Linked DNA regions of Mus musculus: region 1 is linked to region 2. A link is a loop called in an ENCODE intact Hi-C map of the cell type or tissue named here. Cell type or tissue: left cerebral cortex. All regions are shown on one strand. Links, peaks and the distances in the headings refer to the core of each region. The heading gives the core; the rest is flanking DNA.

Evidence for each region. Peaks named below come from ENCODE experiments on the same cell type or tissue, not always from the same donor. Only the 100,000 strongest peaks of a DNase experiment are listed, where the experiment ranks them.
Region 1: a loop joins it to region 2, with 2.7 times the contacts of the local background. A loop is called at or near these places in 2 of 42 quality-filtered maps.

Annotation. Positions count from the first base shown.
Region 1 is chr5:108,687,689-108,699,397 of GRCm38, reverse strand. Fgfrl1 (fibroblast growth factor receptor-like 1) reads right to left here and starts at 5,169. Exons shown (of 7, transcript NM_054071.2): 1 at 4,866-5,169; 2 at 4,280-4,503. The coding sequence starts at 4,346. It overlaps Gm42151 (predicted gene, 42151), which reads left to right and starts at 5,332. Exons shown (of 2, transcript NR_168910.1): 1 at 5,332-5,562. In left cerebral cortex, for the core only: CTCF peaks have their summits at 6,861 (motif pointing left) and 8,038; DNase peaks (open chromatin) are centred at 4,431, 5,294 and 10,119; H3K4me3 peaks cover 2,352 bases.
Region 2 is chr5:110,090,089-110,101,797 of GRCm38, reverse strand. Gm35315 reads left to right here and starts at 7,000. Exons shown (of 6, transcript XM_017321231.2): 1 at 7,000-7,467; 2 at 8,802-8,891. The coding sequence starts at 7,465. Plcxd1 (phosphatidylinositol-specific phospholipase C, X domain containing 1) reads right to left here and starts at 1,829. Exons shown (of 8, transcript NM_207279.2): 1 at 1,779-1,829; 2 at 1,473-1,650; 3 at 693-782; 4 at 274-410. The coding sequence starts at 1,611. It also overlaps the pseudogene Gm46940. In left cerebral cortex, for the core only: a CTCF peak has its summit at 6,334; DNase peaks (open chromatin) are centred at 2,702 and 7,326; H3K4me3 peaks cover 1,143 bases; H3K27ac peaks cover 1,179 bases.

The sequences.
Region 1 (11,709 bases), core at 2,579-10,578, 1.4 Mb after region 2:
AACCCACAGACAGTCCTCTAGGGCCAACACCTGCTAGGAGGCCAAAGCCCAGGAAGTGGCAGAGATGCCCCTCAAAAGAAACAAGCATAGGTGGCAGTCACAAGGCCCAACTGCCTATTAGGTGTGCGGGGCCAGGCTTTGTCTTGTCTTGAGGCTAAGATCCTTGAAAGAATATAACTGCATGGACACACACACAAACACATGTGTGTGCATGCACACACTCACAATTGTGGCCAGTAACACACAGACCCAGGGCTGTGAGAGGACTAGGCCTTGATAACTAACTGAAGGTGCCCAAGGGACAGATCCATAGGCTCCACAGCCAGATTGATAGGACCCAGGCAAATAGTTATCCCATAAACAAGGCCACCTAGGCACCTCAAAGAGACGCCATGCTCCAATAAGCTGGTTAGTAGAGCTAGCTTGCCTGTTACCCAGCAGCAGCAATTAGGCAGCCAGAAGGATGTAGGGAAGAGAGTTCTTTGGAGGCACTGCCTGGTCCCCTAGGTCTGTCCTCTCTCTGGAATACCTCAGCTGCCACATCTGCTAGCTCCTAGACACTCCCTGATCCACCAAGACCATATAGCATAGATATCATCAGATAAGACCATAGCCCCGCAAGAGCCACATACATATCCACAGAAAGTGACTATCTCAGGACCCACTGAGGGGGATTCACCTGGACATCCAGCCCCTGAGCCTCTTCTCACAAACACTGGCTTGTTGGACTGTGGGCTAGCTTCAAGTCAGAAAACCCAACAGGCCCCTGTCCCTAGGCAAGCCCTAACTCTGATTCTGGACATACCCGACACCTCAAAAGCTATGTCCTCAACCCAAAGCTCCTGAGGCAATGTGCTACTCACCTAGCCCCAGTAAAGACTGGCGGAACATTTGGACTGCCTAAAACAAATAGTCCAGCAAAGCCATCACCACTGCTGACAGATTTCTTAGGGACAGAGTTAAGGATGTGAGGGCTCTGAATCCCAGTACCCCTCATCAATGTGTGGCTCTGAGCCTCATCCCATGCCACACCACTACTCCCAGAAGCTGGAAGATAGGCTGCAAGGCATATAGGGGCAGCTCAGTAGAAGGCTCTGGCCTGGTGTCCATGTTTCCTGTAGGGCACCAGGCCAGTCGGGGGCTGGAACCTTCTCCTACCATCCAGCATCGCACCTGAGCCAGAACAGCAGATGGCCCCCTTCCCACCTACTTCTAGCGGCACCACCACTAGCTCTACAGACCCTAGGCAGTTCATACAAATCTCTCGGGAAATAAACTCCTGGTGCAAAGAGGAGTTGTACTTCCTGCTCAGTGGGAAGCCCTTGCTTTTTGCAGCTATCCAATGGCATGCACCCTCTGTCTACCTTCTACCTCTCCTAAGCCTACACAGACTACACCTACCACAGGCCTACTCTGTTTGCACCCCAGCCTGGGGCTCTTAGCTCCTCCTACCCCATTCTCAGGAACCCTTTGCTCTCCTCCACCTTGAAATATAGGCAAGAGTACTGGTTAGAAGAGCAGGTAGCAGGCAGAGGAAGGTACCTATGAAGGACGGAAACAGGGGCTTAGACACACCTTACCCCCTATGCATTCTGGGGTCACCACATTAAGGCAAAATGAGGGAGAAGAGGCCACTATGGACCAAGCATCAGGTTCTGGCTATAAAGAGGGCAGGTGGCCAGTAGGGGAAATGAGGCTGTTGGGCCACAGCCAACTGCCCCCAGCACTACCAGCAAAGACTGAGCCAAGGCCAGGAAAACCAGAGACTAGAGGCCTCAGCTGGGGAAAAACCAACATTTCCCTAGTAAGGGCCACAGCACAGGGCAGGCTGACTGAAAGGCAACTCTGAGAGCCCAGAGGCCCATTGATCCTGCACAAAGGATAAAGGAGCCTGTGGTCGGTATTTCCAGGCCTAGCCAAAGGCGACTTTGTTCACAGCTCCCTCCCCGCCCCCAGGGGGACAGTGATTTATTTTCCCTTCCAGGAATAGGGCCCCAGATGTGAATGGGAGGCTGGCCCACATCCCTACCTCACAGGGGCTAGGCCTGGCTCCCGAACATCTACCTCACTCCAGCCACACTCTGATCGGCCACAGCCTGTGAAGAAAAGAGGCCTCCTACAGACTGTTTAAAAGCCAGGGTCAGCTCCACACAAATGGCCAATCATCATCTCCACAGCACCACATACACATCCTTCTCTACAACACAGGACTCTGGGCAAACTGCTGCACTGTACAGCCATGGCAGGCACCCCGACTGTCCATCAGGGCCAGCTCACTCCAAACCCAAAGACTGGGTCCAAAAGACAGAGAAGACTCCTAAGCTGGCTGCTCAGAGGCTGGTCCCAGAGGTGGCACTTCACTTCTAGACTTATCTTTGAGAATGGTATTCTGTTCTGAAACTTACATTCTAACTGTGAGAAACGGGATGGACTAAACCAAACCTTGTCTTTTTTTCAAAGGGGGTGGGTGGAAGTATCTTAGGGCAAATTCACTGCATTGTGAAACTTTGGGCAAAGGGGAACTTTTAAAATATGATCCCAATCTAGAGATGTACAGATTCCAAAAACTGTGACACCCCAGGGAAATAGCTTTCAAAACAGCCCAAACTCTACACGCAGTTCTTTGGCCCAATTTAAGGTCAAAATTGGGCCTACTCACGAAGAACCACTGGAGAAGGAATGCATTTGGAATAGCTTAGCCCCTCCAGTCCAGATTGTGCCTGAAGGGAGAAGTCAGCATAACTCAGGAAACGCCATTCTTCCACCCCAACCACAGGGCCCTTGCCCTTGGAAGGCAGATCTTTCCAGCTTCCTAGTGCTGGCCAAAGGCCTTCACTAGCACAGCCAGGGTCAGATACAAGGCACAGTCCCAGGACTGTGGCCAAGGGAGACAAAGGCAGAAACAGTGGACCCTCTAGGACCGTCACCAAAAGGTAGTGCTGCTGCCCACTGCCACCCATCAATCTGCCTGAAGCTCCAGCCAGTGATCATGGCAGGGCAGGAGCCTTCAGAGCCTCCTTTGCTGAGCAGCCAAAGAAGAGGCAGGTGCAGGGATGGGGTGTATCCAAACAGATAAAAGACCAATCATAGACTGGGCCACCAGTTGGGGGGGGGGGGAGGGTGAAGAGACAACTCACCCAGCATGGCCCAAGTGCCTACATGCCCAGGACACTGTCCAGCCCAGCTGTGCCTGGACAGCCCCCACCCTCCAGCCAGCCAGTCCCCAAGCAGAAGAAGGGGGGTTATAGTGGCATAAGGCCCACCTGGGCCGCCACCCGCCGCCCAACACCAAACGTGGCCATATAAGGCCAGGTTGGGCTCAGTGCGCCCGCGCTAGTGGCGGGGGGAGGAGATGCGAAGCCTCAGAGGACTGGTGGACAGAGCAAGGACAGTCCTGAGTGGCCAACACACCCAAAGGGCCCGCCTGGCCATCAGTCCTGCCTAACCATAGGGGAGCCCAGCACTGTGCCCCGTGACACTGGAACACAGTGGCCAAAAATCTACGGGCATGTATCACCCATCAGCTCTGGGTGCCCTCTGCCAGGGCTAGGTCTAGGGCAGAGCTCCCCAGAAGACGAGTGATGTAGCCAAGCCATAGTGTGGTGTATCCTGCAACAACATAGTGTGTGACCCTGTGGTCTAAGATCTTCCACCTTTACTGTAGTGATGTTCTGTGCTCTGGGGACTCCCAGATGGTAGACTATGCTACCTGTAATTGATAAGCAAGCCAAGGGTCCAGAGCTGGGTCAGCTGAGGGCTGGATCAGAGCGAGCTCCAATCACCAAGATATCACCAATGTTCTCTATATTCAGCTAGGCACTGTGTGAGTCTCTGCAAGTTCCCAGGGACCCAATTAGGTTTTCTGCTCCCACAAAGAGTCCACTCCCCAAGAATCTGGGGGAGGGGTGACAACCACCTGCTCTCCATCTAGATATGCACCTGAAAGTGTGTTTATGCAAGATTATGAGGCTGTCCTGGAAAGGACCTAGGCAAGGCCAACAGTCAAATGATTCTGGGGCCCTTTACATGAGGTGTCAGCCAAAGAGGGTGAGCTGGGGGTATCTGATTGTGACTAGGTAACCCCAAGAGTGAGGTAGAGGCATGTAAAACCGACAGTACTTCAGGTTAAGGATGGGGGTTGGGGGGAGGATCTGCTGCGATGGAGCAGACAGGGAGGGGAGGAGTGTGCCAGGCGGGCACTGTGTGGCAGAGTTCAGGGCTGGTGGGAAAGGGGCGGCGCTGCAGAGGCCAAAGCGCCAGACTGGGCGCCAGGACTCACCTCGCGCCGCCTCAGCCGACGGGAGGGCCCCCAATAGCAGCAGCAGCAGCGCGGGGCTCCGCGTCATCTCGCCGGTCGGACCTGAAGCAGGGGCGCGGTCACTGGGAGCTGGACTGGACGCCACTCAGGGCTCAGGCCCGCAAGACCCAGGTCGCGGCCGCAGAGCCAGGGTCCGGCCCCCCTCGGCGCCGAGCTCCAGGCAAAGGAAGCGAGGCGCGTAGACGCTGAGCGTATCAAAGGCAGACAAAGGGTTTACACTAATTACCAGCCGCCCCCGCCGCCCCCTTTCCAAACACCGTCTGGATTCCTGGCGCTTGTAACTCGGGCCCTGCCCGCGGGACACACAACACCGAGCGGCCCCGCAGATAATCGCCTGCGCCATTAGCGGACAAATTTGCGCTGGGGGGCCCACGTGGGGCTCAAGGGGGGGCGGGGCGCGGGGCAGGGCCGCGGGCCCCACAGGAGCAGCTACGGCGCGAGCCCGGCTCCCGCCCCGCACAGTGATCGCGGCCCTGCCCTTCGCGCCCCGCACTCTAACCCATTCCAGCCCTCCCTCCGGGGGTCGCGGACGTACAGCCCGGCTCACCTCGACAGGGATCAGCGCGGGGGCGCGCAGCAGGCAACGGGGTCAGAGCCGGGCCCCTGAGCAGCGCGACGCGGTCATCGCTGCCCCGGGCGCCGCATCCCGCCCCCCGCGCCCCCGGGCCCGGCCTGGGCGGGGCGGCGCTACCTGGGCGCTGGCGGCTGGGGCCGGGCTGGGGCGCGGGGCGCGCTGTCCGCGCGGATAAACGGCGAGGCTTGGCGAGGGCGGGGAAGAGGGGCGGCGGGGCGAGGGGCCCGGGGCGCCGCGCCGCGAGGCGTCCTTCCCTGCGGGGCTTTGTCAACTCTCCCGGAGCGAGCGCGGAGCAGCCCTGAGCTCCGCCCCGCACAACTTCCGGCCAATCTGCGAGCCCCAGTCCGCCCCGTTCCCCGCCCCTCCCCGAAACTTTGCTCCAATCCGCACACGTGCCCGCCAGGCTCGCTGCTTAACCCTCGCAGTGCTTCTGCCCTTCAGGCTGGCGGCTCCCCGGAGCGCGCCCAGTCGGCCCTGCCTCGCCGCGCCCCCGCCCCTGGGCTCTGGGAACGCGCGGTCCCGCTAGCCTGAAGACCAGCTGATGGCCGCGGAGCCCACTCGGTATCTGCACCAGCTAGGCCCCTGGCCCCCAGAGCTGGCCGTTACTGCACTGTCTCTACTCCCGGCTTTAAACAGGAGGAAGGGAGCTGAACGGAACCTTCGAGCTTTTGTGAGTAGAGAGGCCGCTGTGCTGCTCTGGTTTGAGGGCGGGGGGTGGGGGGGTGGGGGTGGGGGGGTAAGGTGCGGGGGGGGGGGGGGAGATGGCGCAGATCTCCAGTGCTGGAGTCCAACGAAGCCCTGACTTGAGCATCTAGTTGTACCTAGGACCTTAGGAAGGCTGAGAGGGTCCTACAGCCCACCTGGATACTTCTCTGCACCTCACCTGCTTTGTGATAGTAATCAACACACCCTTTTGTCTTTGCTACTTAGCAAGTGTCTTGCTGTACCCCTGCACCCATCAAACAGAAAGACTGGTGAGTTTCCCAAACCTCACTAGCTCCCTTCAGCAGCATCCTGATCCATCCCCCGCGATCTCTCCAGACAGCTTCCTGCCTACCCTCACTCACCAGAGCCAAAATTCATCAAAACATGAGTCTTGCCAGTTTTCTCAACATAAATCCCATAATTTTTGACGCCCCGGTAGTGCCTCCCAAGAGACCACTCCTAAGCTCCGCTTTCAAGGACCCTGATCCAAACAACTTTTCTTCTCTAAGCTAAGAAGCACCCCCTCTTTCCGGAAGCCTGTCAGAGAAAAATGAAACCGAGGAATAGCCTAGTGTTCCTAGCCCCAAATTCTGTTTCTGGGCTAGTGTGGGCAAATGGAGGTGAACCTTGTCTCCTCTGCATGAAGGTCCAAGTACCCATCTCAACTGCAACGCTGTGTCTCAGAAGCAGCCCATGGAACTTTCTCTGGGCTACCAGAGAATTTGGGCTAGTACTGGGGTCACAGAAAGCATTTAAAACAGACAGAGTGGGTCCTGACTAGTCTGAGTAGGTCCTGGCTCCACAGAAAGTTTTGTGAGGAGATGCCACCGAAGCATGTAGTGCAACAACATTGTGTTGCTGCCAACCAAGAGCAGTTGTGTGTGGAGGTGGCTCTGTAGTGTGGGGAGGTTAAAAGCAAATGAGCCCAATGGGCAGAAAAAGGTAGGCAATGGATTGAAGTTAGACGGGAAGGTGCAGAGACCACAGGTGAGTGAGGCTTGTTCAAAGACAGGTGTGTCAGTACAGGTGTGCCAGGAAGGGAGAAACACTACTCTATGCTTCCCTTCTGCCTGGCCACTAGGCCCTAAACCCCTGGTCACCACCTCCAGCCTCCTTCACCTTATATGTTCCCTGCTGAAGAGACCGCCGCCCCCCCCCCCCCAGCCCCCAGCCCCCAGCCCCCGCACCTGTTCCCTGTGGCCCACCTGCCCAGGTTCTCCACTCCTTACCCCTGCCCGGTGAAAGAACACGCTGCCCCCTGGCGGAGGTGATAGGTTAGGCAGCTATGGAGGGAATTTACCACCCCAGCCCCGCCCCGCCCCTCCACGTCCTGCCCGGTGCTCACAGGGTATCCACTCCTGCTGTCCGGAAACCGCTGCGCAGCTTTGGAACCTGGCTAGGCTCGCCTCACTGCTCTTTGGAACCCGAAACCGGAGTTGCAAGCCCTGCCCCTTTAAAAGTGAAACCTAGGCCGTTGGCCATTCCCTGTCCATTCGACAATCCCACTCCAGAGCATCACAAGTTTGTTTGCAGCATCTGCCAGCAGAGGTAAACTCTGCGGTTCCTAATTCTCTGTGATCCTCATTCTCTGAGCCCTGGTAAGACCAGGCTCTGTGATGGTCTGGAAGTGCGGCTGAACAAGGTAGACAATCAACCGTACTGAGGATAGCTCAGGATCAGCTGCAGAGGCTGAAAAGTGCATATGCCGCTAAAGAGACCTGCAGAAAACTGAACTGTAGTAAGGATTAGATTTGTACTCTCACCTGAAATAATTAACAGTGACAAATATGTGTGGAAGCCACTGAAGACATGAGACAGGCACTTCTCGGGAGATGGCTGCCAACAACTGTCCTCAACAGCCCAAGGCAGAGCCCAGGTGAGATGCAAGTTAGAGGGCAAGAGGACAAAAATCCACTGATTTCCAGAGACTTAAGAAGAGAACCCCATCCAGCACCGAGGGCCTCCAGAAAGGACAGAGAAAACAAGCGTGGAAAATTCTAGAACAGGAAACACTGCGTTCAGTCAGACAGTGTCCACAGCCCAAGTCAGACCCCGAAGTTCAAGTGCAGTTGCTAGAATCTAAAAATAAGCTTTCCTCAGTTGAAGTGGGGGAGACTCACCCAGACCAAGTAGTTCTGCCCCTTCCTGATGATGTGTGAAAATGAGACCCAGAGGATCCCCCAGCTTCCAAGTGACCCAGCCATATCCCAGAAGCATGTGCAGAAATAGAAATATTCAGCATAATTCCAGATGTCCAGGAAAAGAAATGTGGAGTTATAGCTCAGATGGGGAAGGTGGACAGAAGCAACAGGTAGCAGACTTAGAAAGTAGAAACATCACATGTTTTCGGTGATTATTTCTGTTGCAGAAAGCCAGGAGTGGCCAGTCACCCCAGTACTCAGGAGACTGAGGCTGAGGGTTCATGAGTTACATAGGACAACCTGGACTGTAGAGGGAGCCTGTGAGTATGGAAGATGGGGTGCTACAAAGAAAATGGAGACGTTGAATACAATCATGGGAGAAAAATATCTTGCAACTACAAATCTAATTTCGTTTTTTTTTTTAAGTATTTATTTATTTTATGTCTATGAGTACACTGTAGCTGTCATCAGACATACCAGAAGAGGGCATCGGATCCCATTACAGATGGTTGTGAGCCACCATGTGGTTGCTGGGAATTGAACTCAGGACCTCTGAAAGAGCAGTCAGTGCTCTTAACCACTGAGCCATCTCTCCAGCCCCACAAATCTAATTTCTATGTATGGAATTAAGCTCTTGAAATTAAGATGGTGGATAATTGTCAAAGCAAGGGTTGCTGGGCTTGAATGCAACAGAACTGTGCAAAGAAAGCACAGGAAGATGGCTGGGTGGAGTGACCATACCCCACACATATGAAAATTTAAAACATGCAATCGCAATAGCACAAACTCTGCAGACAATGGAAATAGAATGTAATTATTTTCTGCTTATGAAGTAATATGAATTGAAGCTAGACTGCAAACAGGCTAAAAGGCTTAGCAGGAAGCAGAGTTTGATGTCATTCTTGTCCTAACAACTCCAGTGTCTACACCAAAAGAATGGCTGGGGAATCAGAGTTCAGACTGGGGTCTGGGCAATATAGAAATACCCCATCTGGGCTGGTGAGATGGCTCAGTGGGTAAGAGCACCCGACTGCTCTTCCGAAGGTCAGGAGTTCAAATCCCAGCAACCACATGGTGGCTCACAACCATCTGTAATGAGATCTGACTCCCTCTTCTGGAGTATCTGAGGACAGCTACAGTGTACTTACATATAATAAATAAATAAATAAATAAATAAATAAATAAATCTTCAAATTCTAAATGAAGTACTTTATAAAAAAAAAACCCATCTTAAAACGCAAGTTTAGTCTAAATTCTCTAAACCATCAGACAATTTCATATAATGGAGTAACACAGGGGCAAAGGTGAGAAAAATCATCCCAGAGAAGAAAGAACAAATGAGAAAATAGAAGACAACAAGATGTCAGATATACACCCAATTTTATCTATAATGATAGTAAATATAAATATTCTAAACACCTGCAATAAAATGCATAAAATGTCCAGATTTTGGGGGCAGGGGCGGGGAAGACCTCTCTCCAGCTTCAAAACTGACTTTGCCTCCAAAAAGCAAAAGGCAAGGTGATGGCCACGGTGACACAGAAAAGCACAAGACAGGCTCAGCACCCCTTCCTGACTCCTAGAATGGACTGTCCTCTGACTAGGGACAGAAGAGCATTTCCTTAGCTTGGCAAAAGGTAGCTACCAACATAAATAAAAATGTAAAAATAAATAAATAAATAGATAAATAGGTCACACACACACACACACACACAAAAAAAACCCCTAAAACCCAAAAAACCTATAATCAGCCTCACACATAACTGAAAGATAACTAATTTTCCCTAAAATCAGGAACCAGATGCTCCTGTTCAGTCCACCTGTGATCCTTGCTGAGTGCAGAATCACAGGGAATATCCAAGGAAGTGGTGGGACACACCTGTGATGCCTTGCTGAGGCAAGAGGATTATGAGTTTGAGGCCAACTTAGGCTACACGGTGAGACCCTACATCGAAAACAGAGAAGAGCGAGAGATAAGATTGGAGGGAGGAAGCAGAACATTCAATATTTGTAAAGGACAAGGCGAGCTGTATGGACACTTCTGCGTCCACCATGCCTTGTATGTGCCTGTCGAGATAGAAGATCACGATAGAAAGATCCATCACAGCAGCAAATATAACATGGCTGACACTCGTGCTAGCTGAGTGTGTAATGTGACACCACCATTGTGGAAATGCCTCATGGGTTCTATCTAATATATGCTGTAGCCATCATACTCCCAGACCCACGACCAACAGAAATGAAGGCACATGCACAGGTGTCCACAGCAGCTTTATTCCCGACTGAGGCCAGGCAGTGTTTGGGAGTCCTCTGAAAGCCCTGAGAGGCCACTGCATGAGGCTGTGACAGTGAAGCTGGGTTGCTATGGAAACCCCAGAATGTGAGAGATGCTAAGCCATGAGGCATCTGTCAAGAAGAGTTACAGGCAGGATTTGGAACCATCCCCAAAAGAGAGATGTATGTTGCAGCAGCAAAGTCAGAGAAGCTGAGAAATCTAAGCCCTTTAAAACTAAAATCTAGCCGGGTGTGGTGGCGCACGCCTTTAATCCCAGCACTGGGGAGGCAGAGGCAGGCAGATTTCTGAGTTTGAGGCCAGCCTGGTCTACAAAGTGAGTTCCAGGACAGCCAGGGCTACACAGAGAAACCCTTGTCTCGAAAAACCAAAAAAAAAAAAAAAAAAAAAAAAAAAAAAAAAATTTAAATAAAAAAATAAAAAAACTAAAGTCTACAGGACTTAGTTTTCCTTACTAGGGTTCAGCCTTACTTTGGTCCAGCATTTTCCCACTATACCCCATTCTTCCCCTTTGGGATGGTAATGTATATTATATCCTTGTAGTTGGCACATACATACATATATACATACATATGTGTATATAACATTACTTTTTGATTTTGAAATTGTTTTGCATTTCAGAAGAGACTCTGGGTTAACAGTATTAGATATTTAAAAAAAACAAAACAAAACAAAAAAAAAAAAACTTTGGGAAGTTGGGTTAAATGTGTTTTGCATCATGATATGGCCACGGGCTGATGGGGCCCAGAGGATGGAATGTGGCGGTTTGAATTAGAAATTTTCTTTATAAGCTCAGACATTTGAATACTTGGTCCTCAGTTGGTGGTGTCATTTGGGGAGGATCACAAAGAGGTGCAGCCTTGCTAGAGTAACTACTCTACTGGAGGCAGGCTTTTGAGAGTTTATGCCCTCACCCTACTTCCAGCTCACTCTCTCTGATTTGTGTGTCTGTTTGAGATCTGTTTCCTGCTCCTAGGACTATGCCTACTTCTTACTCCTCTGCCTTCCTGCCATAATGAACCTTCATCCCTCTGAAAATATAAGCCGTAATAAACTCTTCCATAGATGCCTAGGCCATGGTGTATTATTGTAGCAATCGAAAATTAACTAATATAACACCCTCAATAAAAGTGAGGACTTGACCACTCCAAGGTGCGGCTGAGGAGATGTTTTATTGTAGATCTGAGGGAGAGTTCAAGCAGTGGCCTCTGGAAGGGTCCAGGCTGAACCAGTCCCCGGGAGAGCGAGCGCAGAGCGAGAAAGGAAGAGGAGATATGGCAATTGGACCAAGAGCATGAGGCCAAGAGAACACGTGGCCAAAATGGCAGGATATTATAAGAAAGAGAAGCTGTGGGGAGAGAAGCAAAGACGCTCAGCCCCTAGGCTAAAGAGGTTTAGGGTAGGGGTGAAGTAACCCCTAGGCTAAAGAAGTTTAGGGTAGGGGTGAAATAAGAGGTGCTGGGAGGAGCCACAGGTACTAAGTAAACCTCACTCTAGTTTGCATATTGATAGGTAGGAGAGTCTTTTCAGACCCAGCTCTGCCAGAGCCACTGGCCAGGGTACTTCCTAAAGCTGTTTTTCTATTCACCTGGCAGTGGTTCAGGCATGGGCAGGAGTGTACAGTCTCAATGCCCACCCCCAGGTAGCACTTGATCTGGTGGAATTTCTGTCCAGAAAT
Region 2 (11,709 bases), core at 2,463-10,462:
GCAGGATGAGGATGGACACCCGGGGCGGGTCCATGCACGGGAGTAGGGGTCACCTGGATCCCTAGCCCCTCCTCCGGAGCTACATCACCAGGGCCCTAACTTGCCCCTACAAATGTTACCGGGACCCTCTAATCCCGCCCACCTGGTCCCTGACCTCCCTCCCCCCCACCCCTTCCTTGTCCGCAGGGCTCACCTGGCCCCCAGGACTACGTCACCAAGACCCCCTAACTCCGCCCCCGGGTTCGTCCCCCAACCACGCTCCCACGCCCTCACCTGTGTGACCGACCATTTCATCACCACGGGCCCGGTGATGAATGGCACGACCCGGCCCAACAGGTGCAGTAGCCACGAACTTGCACGGGAGATCCGAGACTTACGGTTCAGGCAGTATGTCATCGTGTCGTGGCTCCCTGGGGACACGCAAGTCACCGGTCATATCCCGCCCCTGACGCCCCGTGGAGCCCCAAGTAGTCAGGGTCTCCTGTGACTGACAAGTTGGAAGGGGCGGGGCTTAAGGCCTCTGTGTCCAGCCCCTGTCACCCCCCAGCTGCCCCTCTACCCCAGTCAGTGGCGCATTCCTCCAGTAAGTCAGACAGCCAGAGCCACTGACAATGATTGACAGCTCCCCCACGGAAGCCCCATCTCAGCCTGGCCCCCGCATCCGGAGAACGTGAGGTTGGCCCCGTACTCACCTGGGATGGACAGGTGGTGCAGGGGGACATCCCACAGCTGAGGGCACAGCTGCGACATCCAGTCTGCCTGGTCTCCCATGGGAGCTGCAGCTGCGGCGGGTGGGGAGGGGGAGGAAGAGCACAGGGCGCAATGAGTCGGGGGGGGGGGGCAAGGCTCCGTGAAGGGGCGGGGCAGGGCCATGGGTGGACATGGCAGGACTGAACAAGATGGAGCTAGTGGGGAAACTGAGGCAGGAGGCCTGTGACTATGGGCCTGCTGAGCTGTGCTAGGGACCCGCACTCCCCACCCCTTGTGCCCAGGGAACCCGCATTCCAACCCTGGGTGACCCCTGGACCCATGTTCTACCCCGTGACCCCCACTCTCCCCCGCCGTGTGTCCCCTGGACCCGCATTTCCACCCCCGGGTGACTCCTGGGCCCATGCTCCATCCCCCAACCCGTGTGACCTCAGGACCCTCGCTCCCACCACGTGACCCATACTCTCACCCCCACCTCCGTGACCCTGGGATCAGAACTTCCTTCCCCATCCCAGTGTGGCCCTCAGACCTATATTCTCCACCCCACCCCACCCCCACCTCCCACCTGTGACCCTGTTCAGTCACTGACCTGCGGTCCCGGCACCCCGCGGGTGTTCACGTGAGACGGAGGAGGGGGAGCACCAAAGTCCACGCTGTCCCACTAGCGAGTCTGTGGCCCGAGCTCCCTCCCCCAAAAGACTCTGTCCCCTGCAGGGGCGTGGCCGCTGTGATGTCACGCATAGTCAGGACACATGCATGCATACCTTCGGTGCCTACTGTGTGCTCTGGGACGGTCAACACGTTCTTATGCACTGAGCGGCAGACTTCACCCACTCTTCCTACCCTGCTCGGCTCTAGTCCCTGCATTAGGGGTGGGGTGGGGACCAACTCTGACTGGCTCATTCTTCAGCCATAATCCTGGCAGGCCGGGCAGGCTAGCATCTGAGATACAGAGGGGAAAACTGAGGCAGCTAGAAGGGAGGGGGCCACCGAGGCAGCTGGGGCGAGGGGAAACTGAGGCACCGTGTCCCGAGGACTCCCTCCCTCCCTTGTCCCTTCCCCTCTCTTACCAAGCACCAGATCAGACTCCACTGCCAGCGCAGTTAAGTCATGCGTGTGTAGGCATAACCTTTTTTGAAATCTACTTTTAATAAGGGTTCAACCTCTCTTCTAACCTACCACAAGGAGCTGCTGTTCCCAAAGGCTCTGTGATGGGTCTTCCCTTCCAGGGTCAAGCCCTTACAGGCCCTGCATTCCTCTGCCCTGGCTCCAGAGCCAAACTGCCAGGCATCTACTCTTTTCATCCTAACCAGCTGTGGTTTTAAAGCCACAGGATGGTAAACTTTTGTTTCCCTGGCCCAGCAAGGCTCCTTCTCCTCCTCCTCCTCCCCCTCCTCCTCCTCTTTCAGGAATTCGAGCCTGGGGAGGGACACAGGCTGGAGAAGGATGGGCTCAGAGGCAAGTGTGGACTGGGGCACAGGGGGGACCTGAGCCTGGGGTTCCAGGAATTGCCTAGGAGCTCCCCGCATGCCACAAAGGTTCACAGACTTTTCTGTTTACCCCTCCCCCCCCCCCCCCCCGGGCTCTGCAGGATCCCCCACCAGAGGTCTAGGACTGGGTGGTTGTCACTGCCTCCAGCAACCCTCCCTTCCTCTCTCCCTCCCTCCCTTTTTCAGTCCCTCCCCCCTTCACCTGCCAAGGCCTGTGCAGGACTTAAGAGCTCTGCTGATGGTAAACCAGGGAAGCAGTCCCCTGTATGTTACAAGGGAACCCCTGAGTGCTTCCTGAGTGTAACCTCCCCCAGCCTTGAAGCAGGCTGATTCAGACCTTGCTGCCACTGAGTACGAGACCACCTGGGGTGGAGCCTTCTGACTTAGAGGGCTGTATTGTTCTGCCACCTGCCTCTGCTCTACTCCAAGACACTGCTACCTGCTGAGAGGCCCTTGAGATGGAGACTTCAAGCAATCCAGTAATTTACACCTACTTGCCAAACCAGTTCTGTGCAGCAGATGGCACAGGCTGGCAATGGGCATCAAGAATAGATCTGCAGTGGGTGGGCCTCCCCACTTTATAAGCACAGACTCTTAGTAAACTTGGGGGCCTTGAACAGAAACATGTCTTGGCCTCCATTATTTCTCTCCGTACAGCTCGGACCTCCCACTCAGGAACCCAGTTAGTGTGGCCGCAGGCGGTTACACCTGAGACCCACTTGTCCTGTGCCCTCAGCAGGTATCCCCGAGCCCAGTGCAGGTCCCCTGGGCCTTAGTAGGTGTCTAGTCCCCTCATAGGTATTCTCTGACCCGGCAGGTCCAGTGCAGGACTCCTGTGAAATCTGTAGGTGTTCTGTGCCCTCTACAGGTCTCCTGTGCCCCAGAAGGTGTCCTGTACCCTCAGCAGGTGTCCTGTGTACCCAGCAGATGTCCTGTACTCTCAGCTGACCTCCTGTGCTTTCAGGAAGGTTAGGGTTTGGGTTAGTCAGTTGTTCCATGTCCAGCCTAGGAAGGGTCCTTTGAAGCCAGATACCAGCAGCCATTTGAAGACTTCCACCTTTCCCAGGAGCATCTCCCAGACCATTTAGACAATCGGGAATGAAGGTCCCCAAGAAGGACTCTGGTCAATGGGGACAACCGCCTCTAGTCATGCCCCCACCTTGTTGGGGAACTTCAGGTGCTGCCCACCTATGGAATGCTATGGGCTGGGTTCTCTGGAAGTGGTCCTGTAAAGCCATCCTGGTCTCACAGCCTGGAGCCTGGATAACGGCAGTGAAGGCTAGACAAAAACCAAGGCCATTAACGAGATATATTGTTTCGGGCCTCCATGCCCAGCTCTCAGTAAAGCAAAAAACTGTACTGCGTCTTGCATTAAGCACAAACATCTGGCCCAGAATGTAGAGGTGGGTCCTTCTGTCTTGAGCCAGGACCAGGGCTGAAGTTCCTTGGAAAGAGAAGTTGCCTCAGTTGGTGGCATAGGAGGCTTGAAGGAGCTGCTGATGTTATTCCTGAAAGAGGAGGAGCATCTACCCTTTTACTGGTAAACGAACTAAACCCAAGTTTGTAAGAAGAAAGTTTTGTTCCTTTAGTAAGACTAAGCCTGCCTTGTTATTAAGAAAAGACCTGCCGGGCAGTGGTGGTGCACACCTTTAATCCCAGCACTTGGGAGGCAGAGGCAGGCGGAAGGCCAGCCTGGTCTACAGAGTGAGTTCCAGGACAGCCAGGATTACACAGAGAAACCCTGATAAGGAGAAGCCTGCCTGCTCCTTCTGCTCTCTGCGACATCTTTTTTTTTCCTCTCTCCCTCTGCATTCTGCGCATTGTTCTCTTAGTTTTTGTTTTTGTTTTTGTTTTTTTTTATGTTACCTTACAGTTTCTAAGTTATTCCACTCTGTATCCTCCTAACCTTGCTCTCTCCTCCTGCTCTGATGTCACAATAATACTCTTACTCTCAATGCCTTTTTTCCCCTATGCTATGCCTTTTCTTCTAAGTTCTTCTTGAGTTCAGTTCTGTCAAAAAAAAAGTTTTCTCCTGTCCTAACTAAAAAATTATCCTCAGTTCTGTTCTAAAAAGTTCTGTTCAGGTCTGACTAAAAAGCATTCTGTCACTCTTTCTTTTCGCTGCTGCGTCTGCAGCCATGAGTATGCTCAGGCTACAGAAGAGGCTTGCCTCTAGTGTCCTCCGCTGAGGGAAAAAGAAAGTCTGGTTGGACCCCAATGAGACCTATGAAATCGCCAATGCCAGCTCCTGTCAGCAGATCAGGAAGCCGATCAAAACTGGGCTGATCATCCAGAAGCCTGTGACTGTCCGTTCCAGGGCTCGCTGCCGGAAGAACACCTTGGCCCGACGGAAGGGCAGGCATATGGGCATAGGGAAGAGGAACGGTACTGCCAACGCTAGGATGCCAGAGAAGGTGACCTGGATGAGAAGGATGAGGATCCTACGTGGGCTTCTCAGGAGATACCGGGAATCTAAGAAGATTGACCACCATATGTATCACAGCCTGTACCTGAAGGTCAAAGGGAATGTATTCAAAAACAAGTGGATTCTCATGAGCACATCCACAAGCTGAAGGCAGACAAGGCCCACAAGAAGCTCCTGGCTGACCAGGCTGAGGCTCGCAGGTCTAAGACTAAGAAGCACGCGCGCCTCCAGGTGAGAAGGAAGAGATCACCAAGACTCTGTCCAAGGAGGAGGAGACCAAGAAATAAAGCTTCCCTCGCCTCGTGTCTGTACATAGTGGCCTGGCTGTGGCCTCACTTAGATCAGTCATTAAAATAAAACAAGCCTTTGTCTGTTAAAAAAACAAAAACAAAAAAAAAACCCGTTCTGTCTAAAAGGTTCTCCTCAGGTCGGTTATGTTTCTCTGTCCTCAGCACTTAGACATCTTTCAGAACACATGATCGCATGCTAAAAAAAGTTCATCACAAGTTTATGCATAATTTAAATCATAAATTGAAATAGAAGTTTACAACAGAGAATGTTTACATGCATATCCATTAGGAGTGATTATCTGGCTAGACATCCATCACCTGTCTCAGCTCCACAGGTTCACTGAAGGTTTAAAACCATAACTAAGTTATTAGTGAAGTTTTGTATAGATAAACCCAGTCAATATTTTATCCTCTCTCTTAGCACCTATAATAAATTGTTAGTTCCCTTTTTATGACCTTTGGTTTTACAACCTCTTGAAATGTGCTCTGAGTAGTAAAAGCAAGTGATTGGTGACAGAGACTGGCAAAGTTCTCATTGCAGTTTTTTGTTTGTTCGTTTGTTTTGTTTTGTTTTGTTTTTTGAGACAGGGTTTCTCTGTGTAGCCCTGGCTGTCCTGGAACTCATGCTGTAGACCAGGCTGGCCTTGAACTCAGAAATCCGCCTGCCTCTGCCTCCCAAGTACTGGGATTAAAGGTGTGTGCCACCATGCTCAGCTTTTTTTTTTTTTTTCTTCTCATTGCAGTTTTGACTATTAGAAAGGACCTAATAGCAGTCCCACTAATTTTAGGAATTGTTATAGGATCATCATTAAGAATTAAGAAGTCATCTATTTGTCTATATAGAATCACTACAACAACACTACAAGACAGTACATCTTCGTAGATCTGCAGAGATTTGCTTTAAAGGGTGGACTAATACCTAGTGATTATGAATATAATAATAACAGGAAAAGCATATTAGTAACAGGAATCGACTTCAGAAATCTGGTATATACTGAAGGCCAGCTGAGACACAGACTAAACCACTATTAGATAGACTAGCTGGACCACAGCCGGGAAATTATTCTAAGAAATCCACTTGTGTGTGTGTTTTGTTTGTTTGTTCGAGGCAGGGTTTCCTCTGTATAGCCCTGGCTGTCCTGGAACTCACTTTGTAGACCAAGCTGGCCTCGAACTCAGAAATCCGCCTGCCTCTGCCTCCTGAGTGCTAGGATTAAAGGCGTGCGCCACCACGCCCGACATAAATCCACTTTGTACATACATAGATTCATCCTATCAGGTCTGCTCGTCTGAGAACCTTTACTAATACAGCTCTGCGTGTGAATGTGTGTTCACCTTCCCACGGAGGAAGGTGTGCTGGCTAACAATATTGCGCCAAAGGGTTTGTCATCCATTTCTTGTTTTTCTCCCAGGGTTCTCACACCTAGTGGTGATAAACTAGCTGCAGTTTAACTAAGCCCAGCATGAAGGACACAACCCAAGTCTAACTGGAGTATTTGCAGGTTTATTGAGGGCAGCTCTCTAGTGGACTCACTAGTCCCAAGGAGGTCAGAGAAGTCGTTATGGGGAGGGAGAATGAGGAGGGGTGTGGGGAGAAAGAGAGAAAAAGCAAGAAAGGCAAACAGGCAGAGAAAAATGCAGGGCATGGGGAGGGGTAAGAGAGAAAGAAGAAAAGTGGAGAGAGGAAAAGGGAAGGGGAGGGAGGGAGAGGGGGAGAGGGAGACACAGAGACAGAGAAACCGAGACAAAGAGCACAAAATGTCTGGATTACATAGAAAGAGCTTCTGGTGGAGGGAAAACCTGGCCCTTGGGCTGGAAAGTTCAGGGTACAAAGCAGGGTATGCCAGCCATGCCCTGTAACAGGTGGAGAATGCAGAGTTCTGGGATAGGTCCGGCCAGCTTTGCTATTCAGTGCGCATTTCAGCCGCTTGTCCCAGCCACAAAACAAACATCTTGTTTCCTAAAATCTCTCTTTAATTGCTAATATCCTGGGCACCCTTCCACTTGGGCAGATTGATAACTCCCCTGCAAATTGAGTAATGGGCTATGCAAGCTATCTACCTTGATTCCGGAGTAAGAAGGGAAAGAACCAACTGAGTGCTGTGAGGGGAGCTCAGGCTGAAGTCAGAACCTGGTGAGCACAGGGTCACTGCCCACAGAGGGGAGGAGCGGGCTGCTGAGCAGTGGTAGGTGGAATCCTCTCTGGGGCTGCGCAGAGAGACAGATGGGTAGGCTATTGGAGGACAGGCACAAGTGTTACATAAATGCATATCTCGGTAGATCTGGAAAAGGTCGGGCCCCGGACTGGAAGCCTGGGCTGAGAACCTCTTTATCGCGTCTCTTCCGCACACTCTAACCCTAAGAGAGATTCTCATGTCACTCAAGAATCACTGGCCAATCAAAGCCTTCGGGCGTGCCAGTCAGAAGAGGAGGCGGGTTCTTCTGCGAGCCACGCGGAGGGTTCCTCTTAGTAGCTGAGCAGGCTTGAATGGTCCTCTGTTCTGACTCTGGATGCTGTGACTCGCGCTCTGGCAAGCTTTAAAGTTGCGGCATGGTGAGCACAGGGTCACTGCCAACAACCGGGAGGAGCAAGGGGCTGGGCAGTGGGAGCTGCTGTGTGGGTTCCCGCCTCCCTGCCCCCCCTCCCCCCCGCCCGGGCCGCCAGATGGGGCCACCTATGAGGTCAGGTGCGGCCACCTATGAGGTCCCTTGTGGTCCTAGACAATTGCTAGACCAAGCCTCTGAATAACTTCATTGTGGGGACTGCATCTGCGAAGAGCATTTGAAATAGTGGCTTGTGTGTAAAAAGATCTTTAGCTTGATCCCAAACTCAGAGAGTCCTAGTTTCTACAAGTTCTGTTGTTAGCATTTGACATTAAGGTGGACAATCCATTTGGAGTTAATTTTGTGGAGGTTGTGTGCTGGGTAGCAATCCAATATCAATCTGTGATGTAAAAGTACAGGATTGATGATGTAAAGGATTTACTAAAGCTTAGGAGATAGTAAGGCACTCTAAGTAGAATTTATCTAAGGGTGGACTGCATTTAACACATCCCATAGATGAATAATATGCTAACCAGGCCTGTTAGAAATTAGGATGTTAGGATACACATGTTTATTCACCAGGATTGTCCAGAAATATGGCTCCAAACCATAATAAAGGAAACAACCCTGATTTACAACCAGCCACCAATCCCATCCCCATATCAAAGAGCAGGCCTCTAACCAGCTGCTTAATGGGGCATTACAGGATCATAACCAATGTTAATTAGGGCCTAGTGTGCCATAAAGTTTCAGTTTTTTTCTTGAGAAAAGCATAGTTTTGCCACATGGGCAAGATGACACCTGGTGACAGACATTTGAAAAGTTTAAGAAACAAACTCAGGAGGCAGAGGCAGGCCCATTTCTGAGTTCAAGGCCAACCTGGTCTACAAAGTGAATTCCAGGACAGCCAGGGCTACACAGAGAAACCCTGTCTCGAAAACCAAAAAAACAAAAACAAACAAACAAACAAACACCACTGTTGTGTTGAATGCTGGCCTGATCAAGTAAGGCTTTCTTTCTCTGAAGTCCACGTGTACGGAGAATGACACAACTCCTTCTGAAACCCAGGAACATGCTTGGCAGAGCCAGTCACAATTTAAGGCCTAGTCCTTGGGAGCTTTCCCTGAGGCCCTGGGTATAGAGAAAACAGGGCTCCTTCTCTAAAACCTGGAATGTGCTTAGGAGCTGGTGGTAATGGTGTGGGGCAGGGCCTTTGGGAGGGGTTGAATCAGATTCTGAGAGCACAACTTCCCACCATATGGGGCTGTGGTTATCAATTCCAAGGCCACTAGAGGCTTGGTCAGTAGTGTTTCTGATTTACATTGAGTTCCCCTCGCGCAGCAGTGTTTGTTTAGACTTCACCTGAGTGCGTCCCATTCGATGATGCTTCTGCTGACTTCACAGAAGTCTCCTGTTTCCTTCCATTTCCCCCATGTAAGTAGGGTATTCTTTTTTCTTTTAAAAACGTATTTATTTAATATACATTTGTACACTATAGCTGTCTCAGACACACACCAGAAGAGGATATCAGATTCTATTATGGATGGTTGTGAGCCACCACGTGGTTGCTGGGAATTGAACTCAGGGCCTTTGGAAGAGCAGTCAGTGCTCTTAACCTCTGAGCCATCTCTCCAGCCTGATGTTATTCTTCTTAGGAAGCTTACTTAGCATAAGACACAGCTTGTGCAAGACCTCCCCACCCCAGCTTTTATACTTTCTACGTTCTTCTCCTATGTTTTTCATCGTCTGGGACCTTCCTCTTGCTGTGTAAATTTCCCATGTGTCTTAGTGGCTAGACTTGCAGTCTCCAGTCTGTATTTAAGTTGTTCAAAACCTAACCTGGAACCTGAACCTAAAAGAGACTTAAGGGTGACAGCATATGTGGAATGCAAAATCTGTCCTAGGCTGGCTCCTCTATTAGCATTAACCAACCTAGCTGGTCATTGCTACTTTATGGTTTCTTTTTTTTTCTCCACCCTTAATCCACCCCCAATGGCCCTTAGTTTCAACCCCCCTACCACTAGATAGGAGAGAAACAAGGATGGAGTAGAAAGAGATCCTTGAATCTAATTTCTTTCCTTGTACTTGACCCACCAGCACACGTTGAACAGGGGAACATGCTTCTGAAGGGAAGCGAGGATGAAAGATAGGAAGGGCAGAAAGAAGATGGAAAGCCAAGAGTTAGATTTAGGAGGACTGCTGCGGCAGCAACCAGCATCCTCAAGTTTATTTTTCTTTCTTTTTTTTTTTTAAAGATTTATTTATTTTTATTATATATAAGTACACTGTAGCTGTCTTCAGACACTCCAGAAGAGGGAGTCAGATCTCATTTTGGATGGTTGTGAGCCACCCTGTGGTTGCTGGGATTTGAACTTCGGACCTTCGGAAGAGCAGTCAGGTGCTCTTACCCACTGAGCCATCTCACCAGCCCGAGTTTATTTTTTATAGTCTTTTTATACCCCCACAGTACCTTAGGAAGCAAAGCCACAAGCTAACAGAAAGAAATTGCAGAAGTATACACAGGACACCTGTTCTTTCTTATTCAGAGGGGCCTCCCTCTTCCTTCCACCAAGATCAATAGAACTTTCAGCTCCTCTGCACCTTGAGCCCCAGGTGCACCTCCTCTCATTGGTCCATGGCTCAGCAGGCTGGGAAGTCTGCCAACAGACACTGACAGAGTTCCCCCGGACAGCCAGGGCTATACAGAGGAACCCTGTCTTGACAACCCCCCCCACCCCCCAAATAGTTAAGCTTAACTTATGTAAGTGTGGCAAAAATCCTCCAGGACACTTTAAGAATCATTTTCTTCCATTTATATGTATAATTAAGAGACTCATGAGTTAAGGGTAATTTCCTCTGTTTTTAAAACAATGTATTTCATGTGTGAGTGTGTGGAAGACACACATCTGTGGGTCCTTGTCTTCTGTGCTGCATAGAACATCTAGTCAACAGGACCCCAGGCTTGCACACACTCTGCACTGCCCCAGTCCCAGCCAACTGACCTTCTCAAGCTTAAGTGAAAAAAGTAGTGCACAACACATATAACAAATGTGCCTTTAAGATAAATGAGGAGACTTCTTATATAATCACTGTATAGAAAAGGAATGATGAAGACCTCTATAGGATTTACAGTTGAGTGAAAGGAGCTAGTATGCTTTCTATGAAAATAACATCATTAGCCAAATATAATGACCTGAAAGTTGCATCTTAGACATATACATAAGCGTCGTACACCAAAAGGGCTATGGTTCCTATAAATCAAAGGTAGAAATCATCTGACTTTAAGAACAGTATATGATTTTAATGGAAAGTCTTACAATACGAGCTGAGTGGCTCCTCTGGCTTTTCTGTCTGTGATTTTTTTTATTTAAATATTTCGTAGTATGAATAAGATTGCATTTTTAAGTATAAATTGTGTTTACTATTTTTTAATTTTTAAAATTATTTATTTATTTATTTATTTTACTTATATGAATACACTGTAGCTGTCTTCAGACACATACCAGAAGAGGGCATCAGGTCCCATTACAGATGGTTTTGAACCACCATGTGGTTGCTGGAATTGAACTCAGGACCTCTGGAAGAGCAGCCAGTGCTCTTAACTGCTGAGGCATCTCTCCAGTCCCGTATTTACAAATTTTTATCTTCTTGAATTCAGGGGCTTTTTCGCAAGACCATGTATTCCTTACCTATCTATGAGGTTGTGTCTTTTGAGGGTTCTGGGTACCTAAATTTCATATTACAAACTGAAAATATCCTTCACCATTCCCTGAATCTTGCTGACCATTGTCCTGTCTGCTGCTGTTTCTTTTTTTTTTTTTTTTTTTTTAAAGTATTCTTTTTTTTTTTAAGATTTATTTATTTATTATATGTAAGTACACTGTAGCTGTCTTCAGACACTCCAGAAGAGGGAGTCAGATCTTGTTACAGATGGTTGTGAGCCACCATGTGGTTGCTGGGATTTGAACTCCGGACCTTCGGAAGAGCAGTCGGGTGCTCTTACCCACTGAGCCATCTCACCAGCCCCCTCTGCTGCTGTTTCTATGCTAGTAAATAGCAGGTGGTGAGCTGCATTGAGACCCTGACAGGGAAGGACTCCAACCCTCTTTCAAAGCACTGACCTGCCACTAAGGTCTGTCTTTAACTCATGTCTCATTCTGGGGAAAACAGATTCCTTTATGACATTAGTATTCATACAATAGCATTTTACTTATTTTATTGTACTGTGGAAAACCAGTAAGTGTCACTATCT